Regions from separate parts of the Homo sapiens genome. Here region 1 is linked to region 2. The links are chromatin loops, found by intact Hi-C in ENCODE. Cell type or tissue: heart right ventricle. All regions are shown on one strand. Links, peaks and the distances in the headings refer to the core of each region. The heading gives the core; the rest is flanking DNA. Region 1 holds the start of LOC105372092 (a long non-coding RNA gene). Region 2 overlaps EPG5 (ectopic P-granules 5 autophagy tethering factor).

The links. A loop is a pair of places that touch in the nucleus more often than their neighbours do. Peaks named below come from ENCODE experiments on the same cell type or tissue, not always from the same donor. Only the 100,000 strongest peaks of a DNase experiment are listed, where the experiment ranks them.
Region 1: it touches region 2 in a loop (2.1-fold over the local background); 14 of 110 quality-filtered maps call a loop at or near these places.

Annotation. Positions count from the first base shown.
Region 1 is chr18:45,712,394-45,717,773 of GRCh38, forward strand. The region is part of intron 6 of LOC105372093 (a long non-coding RNA gene); the gene reads right to left. It overlaps LOC105372092 (a long non-coding RNA gene), which reads left to right and starts at 756. Exons shown (of 4, transcript XR_935422.3): 1 at 756-4,573. In heart right ventricle, for the core only: no CTCF peak of the experiment used is centred there; no DNase peak of the experiment used is centred there.
Region 2 is chr18:45,852,571-45,857,950 of GRCh38, forward strand. It overlaps EPG5 (ectopic P-granules 5 autophagy tethering factor), which reads right to left. Exons shown (of 44, transcript NM_020964.3): 42 at 5,283-5,380; 43 at 3,003-3,117; 44 at 1-79. Among named protein-coding and RNA genes, the nearest start is that of SIGLEC15, 30 kb to the left of the region's middle. In heart right ventricle, for the core only: no CTCF peak of the experiment used is centred there; no DNase peak of the experiment used is centred there.

The sequences.
Region 1 (5,380 bases), core at 169-5,168, 140 kb before region 2:
TCCAACACCCTTGTTTTCAGAGAAGCCCCAAAGTTGTAAAGAACTTTTTAAAAAATCCTAATGACTTGGCAGGTTTTCATAACTTTCTTAAAGTGGCAACCACCACTTCTTATTTGTTACTATTCTTTATTTAATACGAAAACAGGCAGAACTTTGGAGCTACAGGCATCAAGCATCTGCTGCATTTAGGGAGGTTTTATTTTTATTTATTTATTTTGAGATGGAGTCTCGCTCTGTCACCCAGGGTGGAGTGCAATGGCACAACCTCGGCTCACTGCAACCTCCGCTTCGAGCAATTCTCCTGCCTCAGCCCCCCAAGTAGCTGGGATTACAGGTGCCCACCACCACGCCTGGCTAATTTTTGTATTTTTAGTAGAGATGGGGTTTTCACCATGTTGGCCAGGCTGGTCTCGAACTCCGGACCTCAAGTGATCTACCCGTCTCGGCCTCCCAAAGTGCTGAGATTACAGATGTTAGCCACCATGCCTGGCCAAAGGAGGTTTTAGACCAGTAGAAAGTGTTTGAAACCTTCCATCATTACAGAGAATCATAGAAATGCATGGAAAATAGAGAGCAGGCAAATGATGCTTATTTCTCCCACGTTAAGAAGAAAAATCAGACTGCTCTGTGTTTAATATTTGCTTACAGTTTATATAGTTATTACTTGAATGTTGTATAGTTATTAGAATGTTATGTAGTTATATATATAACATGTTATATAGTTATATAGACTGTTATTATAGTTATTACTTGAATCCTACTTTATATAGGAAATCCCAATGCATTCTAGTTCATATTGCCCATATTATTGAACGTAGAGCATAATTTTGCTATTTTAAATGGCATAGGATTCATAGTTGCATCTTGTCTTTGATAATATAGTATTTTTCTTACTTGTACTTTATTTGATGGTGAGTCCTTTGGTAGGGGCAGTAGGGGCTCCATGTCTGGTCATTGTATCATACAACATGAGGAAGGGAATGTCAGAAGATGCTATCAGTTCTGATGCCTTATGCAAACATAAAGAAACAGTGCTTTCCTTGTGGACATAAGTGGGGGCTAGATTCACAGGCCATGACTCACAGCACACACCTTCTAGTCTGATCACAGGCTGTTTGCAGCCCCTAAAACAAGCCATGCTTCTCTTAGCTTATCCTTAAGTCTCTCCCCTGAAGGCCACTCTCTCTTTTCCTGCCTTCGCTAAATGCTACTCAAATATTAAGGGCCTTATTAGGCCAACATCTTTAGTAAAGTTCCTTCTGCTTACTCTAGACTCTACTGATATTACCCAAACTCTCTTAATCCTAAATTGTGTCTGCCCACAATTTAGCACTTAATTGCATATCACATAGTATCATTTAAGGGAGACTTAAAATCTGGCAGTTCTTGATTGAACTTGATGGGCATCCCGTCCCTCCCTGGAAGACCACATAATGGGTTCCCTTTTAGCTAATGATATTACAAACCCCTTGTGTGCTAAGGAAGAAGCATTATTTTGCCCCAATGTCACCATTGATCTTATGCAGCCTTGACTTTCACTGATGCTCCCTGTGTCTTATTGCCTCCCCAGGTGCAAGAATTATCTCACACCTCACACCATTCCCTGGAGTCCTGAGGACTTACCCAGATACTCAGTAGGATGGGAAATTGGGGGTGAAAAATGACAGTTAATTGGAAGGGCATGGCCTGCAGCCTGAGAGAAGTTGCTGAGTTTGGAAAGTAGGAAGGCGGTGAACTGGCCAAGGGATCATGAGTTTACAGCTTGTGACCACGATGTAAAGGAAGGACCGGTCCCATTCCACACCTGATCCTTAGGGGCCTCAGGCCTCTGGGTTTGGCAGCTGGGATTGGTATTGTTCTGTGTCATCCACAATGATCTCTGCCAAAGAGGGCCTGAAGATACAGGCTTCCTTCCTGCTTGCCAGCTTCAGAATGGCTCGGGTGTTCCCAGAACTGGCCAATCTATGCACCTAGAACTGAGGCTTGACACTCCCCAGGTTCAGGGCAGTCCTAGAAGCAAGCTAAAGCCTCTCCCCTTGGGGTAGATCTCCAAGGCTGGCATCCTGGGAGCTTGGTGCATAAGGCTGATTCACCTGCCACAGGACCTATGAGCTCTGTGTGTGTCCCCAGTGGCAAGGGCATTGACCCTGGGCTACCTGTCCCAGTCACAATTCTGGACCCCTGCTCTGAGGGCTATATTTAGAGGAATTGTACCCCGACTTCCCTGCCAACCTAGAGACACACACACCCTATCTCAGGACCTCACAGGAACTCATCCTAGTCTTCAAGTATCAGAGTCGTTCACCCATTTATTCATCCATATACTCAACAAATAACTATTATGAATCTCCATGAGCCAGACACTGAACCTGGGGCTACATCAGTAAACAAGACCATCCCAGACTCTGCCCTCAGGAAGCTAGCCAGTGAGTGGGGAAGCTCTATAAAGCAGACAGTTGCAAGATCCTGTAATTACGGTGAGAGGAAAGAGAAATATTTTGGGAGATGCATGCCAATGACTGTGGCCTGAAGTTTGACCTTTTCTCCATCAGGCAGTCATAATGGAAGATGCTTACCCACCCCTGTCCTGGGGTAGGAGGGATAGCAGATGGGATGGCAGTGTCATTTAGAAAATTGCCTTCAAAATGTCTATTTTTATAATGTAGGCTACAGAAAGTACAGTTCCACACAGTGTTTTGTTATTTTGGCCTTTTGGACAAAGAAGTCATATGTATACTGGTGTGGTATAGGAGAGAATTACTGCAGGGTCCCTGAATTTACAAAGATCAGGGAATCCAAGGTGGAAAAACCAGGGCATGGAACCCACCAAGAAAATGTTTCAAGAAGTCCCCTGAGACCCTGGGGTGGGGATTGCTCCTGCAATGCAGCGGGTGTCAGTCCTGTGAGTGGGCAGGATGCAGAGGCCTCTGGCTAAACCACACAAGGTGCTGCCAGACTCCCTGGGCTGGAGGAAGCCCTGCCCCTGTGTGTGCAAGCATCACCCTCCCGTGACATGTGATGATGTCTCATGGTAACTGATGGCCTCAAGGCACCCACCAAACCTATATGAAGCAACCAGCACCACGCAGAGGGTGGGACCTGATGGAGTGACTTGATGAAGTTTAATGGGAGGACAAGGCTTGGCCTAGAGTGTTGCCTTCCATTGGTGTGGCCCAGCATGCAACGGCACACTCCCTGCTGCCAGCTGGAATGCCACCATGACTCACTTGGGCTCACCATGGCATCTCCAAACAAGACATCGGAATTTGTAAACTGTCCCCACTCCAGGGGCTGAATTCATGCCTTTTCACCTAGTCTCAAGGACAGGGATGCTTTACAGCAGTGCTTTCCAAACAAATCCCCTGGGGACCTACTTAATGCAAATTCTGATTCTGAAGGTCTGGGTGGGACTGAGATGTTTCATTTCTAAACAAGTTCCAGGGGATGTCAATGTTGCTGATCTGGGGACCACACTGTGAGTAGCAAGACCTGAAAACATTCACCAAAGTGAGTGAAATTTAACCTTCACTTCTCCTTCACAAGGAAGGATGATCGGCTCCACCATCTGGTGCTCACTCAGCAAGCATTTGTTGAGCCTAGGAACTGAGATAATGGTAACACCATTGGCGGAAATAATGAAGTCAGAGACAGGAACTGTTGTTTTAGGAGAAATAATAATAATTACCTTTGCTTGAATGCCTGTCCTGTTCTATGATCTTGTTTGATCCTTATATTTGGAAGGTAGATATTATTAATCTTCATTAATTTCATAGTGGAATTAGGCTCAAAAAGGTGAAGTGATTTTCCCTGAGGTGTCATTGCTGGCTGGAAATTGAACCTGGTCTATTAAACTCCAAAATCTACCTGATCCCACTGTGAAGCAGTTCCTTGTTCTAGAGAGTGGGGAATTAGCGTTAAGTAGATTCAGCATAGTGGTTCGCAACCCTGCCTGCACGTTAGAATCACCAAGAAAACTTTAAACCCCCCCACACCCCAAACTAATTACAATAGACTCTCTAGGGGAGGGATGCTCTATCCACATTTTTTAAAGCTCTCCAGGTAATTCCAATGTGCAGACAAGCCTGGGAATCGCTGAGTTAGCCCAACTCTTCTCCTAAGAAGTGAGCAATTGAGAAGCCAATAAATGAAATGGCAACCTTGTCAGAACTAGTATCTCTCCATTCCTTCTCCAGGACTGTTTCCAATAAACTGGCTAAACATAACATGCTGTAGTGGGATGAAGCAGAATGGGAAAGAAAGTAGGATACAGGAATTTGCCAAGGGAAAATACATAAGGAGCTGAGAATCCAAGCCAACACTGGAGGCAACACACATTTAGGAGCTGAGGAGAAGATTCTGAAAGATAGAGAATTTCACCAAACTAAAATCCTTAACATCAAGAACAACATTTCTTCATTTAGGAATCCTCCTGTGTTTGGCATCTCTTACACGATGGATGAGTGAACGGAGGAAATGAGAAAGGTGGTGTGGCTCTAATGGACAAGAAAGTTCAGAAGCCAAGTTGAGTAGGAAATGGGTGTCACATTGGGATTGAGGAAAGGCATAATAACAGGTGAGATGGCTTTACCCAGTGTGAATCTACTGAAGGAAGGACTATAAAAGTGAATGGCCTCCATGAGGAAGTCATATTGTAAGGTTTTCTGATTAGGATTAGGATGATTTTTAAATAATAGAATGGAATACACCAAGTAGAGAAATAAATGGAACAATCTGCTTGAAGCAAAAAAAAAAAAAAAAAAGGCTTGAGGCTACTCTAGGGACCATAATGCCATCTCTTGCCATAATCAAGAGAAAAGGCCAGAGCCCCCCACCATCTCCTCAAAGAGAAATCTTAGATAACAGAACAAAGTTCTGGGTACTCCACCAACCACCTGGGATGCCCCTGGGTAACTTCATCCTTCAAGGCTGTCATGGATGTTAAAATGAATTTCTCCTTATTAAACATTGAGGATAAAAAGCTATTGAGGACCAAGTGTGGTCTTCCCCTATAATCCCAGCATTTTTGGAGGCTGAGGTGAGAGGGTTGCTTGAGGCCAGGAGTTCAAGATCAGCCTGGGCAACCTAGCAAGACCCCTTGGTTACAAAAAATAAAAATAAAGCTATTGAGCAATTGGTTGTGAGACTTACATGGCAGTCAAGTCTCTTGGGGGTTCTGTAGACCCCAGGTTTTACAAAAGTGTGAGTCAGAAGGAGCCAAAATGCTAAGTGATGTTGGGCATTAAAAGTCCACATGGGGATATTGTTTTACTCATCATATCACAAGGGTGTTTAAGTTTCTGCCTAGGATTTTCCATCTCACTCAACAATGTTTAATTCATTGTCCATGTTGATGTGGGTTTAATTGTGAGATCACAGACAC
Region 2 (5,380 bases), core at 149-5,148:
ATTGGGTGGCTTGCAATATTTGATCCTGGTATTCAACATACTGCTTACTTGATGCCATGGATTCAAGAGCATTCAGAGCCTAAAAGACACGGAAGATGAGAGGGTTAACTCCATAGAGGCACATAATGTGACTGCCAGAGGTACAGCACACCCATTATCACTGTGTACTTCAACTGTGAGCCTTGTGGGAAGGAGGCCTACAGAACTGAGGCCAGGAGTCCGGAAGGCAGGCATTGATTAACTTAACCACAACCAGAAGGAGGCCAGCAGCCCAAGCCTCTGTGGCCTTTGCAGCATCCCACACCCAGCCTTCCCTGTTTCTGTTCTGTGCCATTTCCCAACCTTGCCTTACCAAGAGCCACTGCTGTGGCAGGCTGCTCTTGTTGCTGGGCGCCTCACCTGCCACACCGATTTCTAAAGCCTGCCTTGTCCTCGTTCTCCCCAGTCCCACCTGTGGGGTCCTCCCCACCAGATTGTCCACTCCTTCCGTTCTAGGGCGCAACCGGAAATCCCAGGCACCAGCCTCATCTTGCTAAGGTGAAATCTGTTCAATCTGCTGTTGGGTATGTTCCTAGGTTATGAGATAATGTTATATGAAACTGTCTAACGGAAAGGAATTCTAGAGGAACCAGTTGCTAAGTGCTGCCAAGAGTAAGTGAGAAGGTTGTTAAATCAGCCAACAAGCATGAAGTACATAGGTTCCTCCCGAATCCATCTGACAAATGACACAAAATCATGGCAGAAACTGTTTCCATGCCTCTCTTCAGAGGAAGGAAAGAAAAGCATTCTTTGACTCCAGAATTTTGATTATTCCTTTCTTCATAGTAGGAGAAGAGAAGGGGAAGAGACTGTATATGGAGAAAACAAAAAATCAACAATGGCTCTTGATTTTTGGGGTGAGGAGTTTTGTTTTCCAACTTAACAAGCTCATCCACCCCAGGATTCTGACGGTGTTCCCCTCCTCACTGGGGCACATCCCCCACCATGGAGTGCCCCACTCCCTCCTTGTCCCTTTTACAGAAACCACTGCACTAGAAAATATGTATTAAAAGATGGAATGTGCTTGATTCAAAAACCATAAGAGAGGGGATTTTTTTGAGGATGATAAATAAACCAGAATTTTAGAAATTAACTACCAGGAGGGCTGTAGATGGAAGTCTTTGGGCTGAAAATAAACTGAAGGTATCTGGGTACCAAATTAAGAGCTATGTAAACAGAGTTCAATTTAAGAATAGGAATCAACTGGGACAGGCATTCCCATGAATCACAGTGTCCCTCTGTCTCTCTCCCTCTCTTTTCCTTCTTTAAATTTAGTCCCCCAAACAGTCTACTTTGACAGTTTGCCTAACGATAATCATTTTCTAAAAAGACAACTTTCTTCAAATCTGAAAATCCTGATGACAAGTATGTATGGGACATACAGGGAGTCATCACTTTAAGTCCAAAGAAATGAAGGCAAAGAGGCCAGGCCTGGGCAGCCCAGGGCCCCAGCTAAAGCAAGAAACTGATGCTGCAGGTACTGGTGGCCACAGGAGACGTAGTCTTCTCAAATACACCCTGCATCTCACTGACTTCACAACCTGCCCTCAGGATATTCATCTGCCCACTGGGATGTTTCATGTAAGACAATAGGGGATTCAAACAGCAGCTGTCTAGGCAATGAGTGACAACTATCAGCTATTTTATAAGCCCAGATCCCTGTGGAGAACCTGCTAATCTGCTAATTATTCTGTCTGATCCTTGCTCTTAATAACCAAGATCTGACATTGCATGTGGCTGGCTTAGACATGACAAAGTTGCCCCAGCAGAGGAGCTAAGGTGTTCAAGCTCTGAGCACTTACAGAGACAGCCCTGCAGAGCAGGGAATGGGAGAGGCCTGGAGCCAGACTGGCCAGTGCGACTTCCAGCCCCAACACTTACTAGGTGTGTAATTTGGGACAAATTACTTAGCCTTTCTCTCTCTCTCTCTCTTTCCTCATCCAAAAAACCAGGATAATAATAGTTCCCAGCTGGATGCAGTGGCTCATGCCTGTAATACCAACACTTGGGAGGCTGAGGCTAAGAGGAACGCTTGAAGCCAGGAGTTTGAGACCAACCTCAGCAACAAAGCGAGACCCAGTCTCTACAAAAAAAATTTTTAATTAGCCAGGAGTGGCAATGCATGCCTGTAGTCCTAACTACTTGGGAGGCTGAGGTGGGAGGATTGCTTGAGCACAGGAGTTCAAGGCTGCAGTGAGATATGATCACACCATTGCACTCCTGCCTGGGCAACAGAATAAAACCCTGTCTTAAAAAATAAAGTCGTTTCTGTGCTATAGCATTGCTATGAGGATTAAATGAGTTAAAGCTTTAACTCACTAATATTGGTCGAGTTAAAACTTATAATAGTACCTGGCACAGAGGGAGTACTCACGAATGCTGATCATCATTTTTTACTGTGCACCTTTGTACCTGGCCAGCATGTCCATAGGTTATAGGAATGTGGCCTTCCATGTTTTTAGAAGAAGCTATAATTTCTAGCTACCATTCTGTCCATGTTAGGTTATTCTAGCATCAGCCAACAATAGTCAACCTTCAGACTCACAAAACAGGAACTACTTTCTCGGTTCCAAGCTAAAGCTCAGCTAATTTCCATCCATCCCAACTGTAGCCACATCTTCTGTGCGAGATCCCAGTCCCCAGCTCCAGCCCCTGCCCCAGCCCAAGCATGTGGTAGATAAGTGCATATTCACACTTATCAGAACCAAATTTAATGCTAGACAGACTTTTCGTTTGGCCTTACTTTTCTACAATGACAGTAGCAGCGATCTAGACAACTGCCTACAAAAATTTGGAGGTTGGCACATGAAACCATTTTCCCGTAAGTAGGGCACATGAAAGGGAACACTGTGCTACCACCACAGAGCATCATGTCATGACGCGCACAGGCTACGGCTGCCACCTCCCTGCCTTCTAGGGAAGATGTGCAGGCAAACTTCTAACCCTTCATTGTATATACTGACCTGCTGAGCTTTGGGGGTCAGATGTAATTCAGAGCCAGGCCTCAAACGGATCTGATCTTCCATAGGAACCTGAACTGAAAGGAAGGCAGCCATGCTTCGGGCAACCACTCGGAACCTTAGGCATTAGGGAGAGGTCAGAAGAAGTAAATGGCTATTAAAGTAAGCATTTTGAAATAAACACCATATTTTCTATGACATAAAAAGATGAACACATTTCCAGATCTACTGTGTTGTTCACCTTCTCAGGAAAATCTTAAATATGATCAAGAAGAAGTTTTATCCATTATCACCATCCAAACAATATATGTATAATTCAGATTCAAGAATGAAAGTGTTGGCAAAGATGTGGAGTAACTGGAACCCTTGCACATTGCTGGTGGGAATGTAAATGGTGCAGGCACTAGGGAAAAGAGTTTGGCAGTTCCTCAACAAGTGAAGCATAGAGTTACCATAGGACCCAGCAATTCTGCTCCTAGGTATACACAAAAAACTAAAAACAGATGTTCTAACAAAAACTGGTATACAAATGCTCATAGCAGCATTATCTGCAATAGCCAAAAGGTTGAAACAATCCAAATGTCCATCAGCTAATGAATGGATAAACAAAATGTGGAATACAAAGGAATATTATTCAGCCATAAAAACAAACGAAGTATGGATACATGCTACAACATAAATGAACCTTGAAAACTTTATGTTAAGTGAAAAAAGTCCAACATAAGGGGCCACACATTATATGATTCCATTTATATGAAATGTCCAAAATAGGATTCAATACATAAAGTCATAATGTCAATTAGTGGTTACTAGAGACACGGGGATTAAAGGGAATGGAGGTGACTACTTAATGAGTGTAGGGCTTCCTTTTGGAGTGATGAAAATGTTCTGAAGCTAGATTGTGGTGATGGCTACAACAACATTGTCAATGTTCTAAATGTCACTGAATTGTGCATATAAAAATGGTTACCATGGAAAGTTTTAAGTTATGTGTATTTTATCACAATTAAAAAGAATAAAAGACGCAAGCCAAATTTAAGTAAAACAAAATCTCGCAGTCCTGCTATCTTCCACCGCAAACAAAAAAACATGACGTTAACTGGTTTGGAATGAGTGAGTCCCAAAGTTACAACATCACAATGGGCTATTCCACAAGAATGCTGACATCATCAAGTTTGCAAACTCTTTTCAACACTGACAAGGGCTTGAAAAGGAAACCATGATGTAAGTAAGTATTATGAGAGAAAACAGGAGCTAATGGCAAATTCTTCCATGCCTTGGGATTTTTTGCAACAAAAATCCAGACTTGCTTCTCATTACTTATCCTTCTTACCAACAGGCCTTTTATTCATTTTTTCTGTTTTTTTGAGACAGAGTCTTGCTCTGTTGGCCAGGCTGGAGTGCAATGGTGTGATCTCGGCTGACTGCAACCTCTGCCTCCTGGGTTTAAGCAATTCTCCTGCCTCAGCCTCCTGAGTAGCTGGGACTACAGGTGCTTGCCACCACACCCAGCTAATTTTTATATTTGTGTTTATTTATTTATTTATTTATTTATTTTTAGACAGGGTCTGACTCTGTCACCTAGGCTGGAGTGCAGTGGCATAATTTCAGCTCACTGAAACCTCTGTCTCCCGGGTTCAAGCGATTCTCCCACCTCAGCCTCCAGAGTAGCTGGGACTACAGGCATGTATCACCATGCCCGGCTAATTTCTGTATTTTTTGGTAGAAACGGGGTTTCACCATGTTGGCCAGGCTGGTCTCGAACTCCTGACCTCAAGTGATCTGCCTGCCTTGGCCTCCCAAAGTGCTGGGATTACAAGTGTGAGCCACCGCGCCTGGCCACCAACAGATCTTAACCCAGCTTGACGACTTTACAGTTCACTAGACTGAGTCCCTCACAGGTTCTGGATTTCCCTGAACGCCTCAAGTGCCCAGCTGACTTGGCTTTTAAACTATGCTCGCATACCGTCCATGACTAGCTCAAAACCAAAAAGAAATCAGTAGTGCAGTTAGGTTACAAAGTCCAAACACAACAGGAGATACTATTAAAAATACTGTTTGAATTGAAAATTTTTTTTAAAGGTAAGAAAAAATAAAAATGCTTTTTAGAATGTAAAGATGTAATCAGGCTCTGTTTTTTTTTTCTTTTTTTTTTTCCATTAATCTTTCTGGAGAACCTAGATCCTAAGTCGAAAAACCTACTGAAGTATATCACAACCTGTAAGTAGGTACAGATGTCTGAGGCCTATTTAGAACAACAGTGTTAGAAAGGCGCTTCCTTACCTGTTAGACAAAGGCGACTTCCGGCCAAACCCAATTGCCCCCAGGATCCCAGAGCTGAGTCTCTCCTCAGCCACGAGGTTCTGCCTGCTCTGAACCAA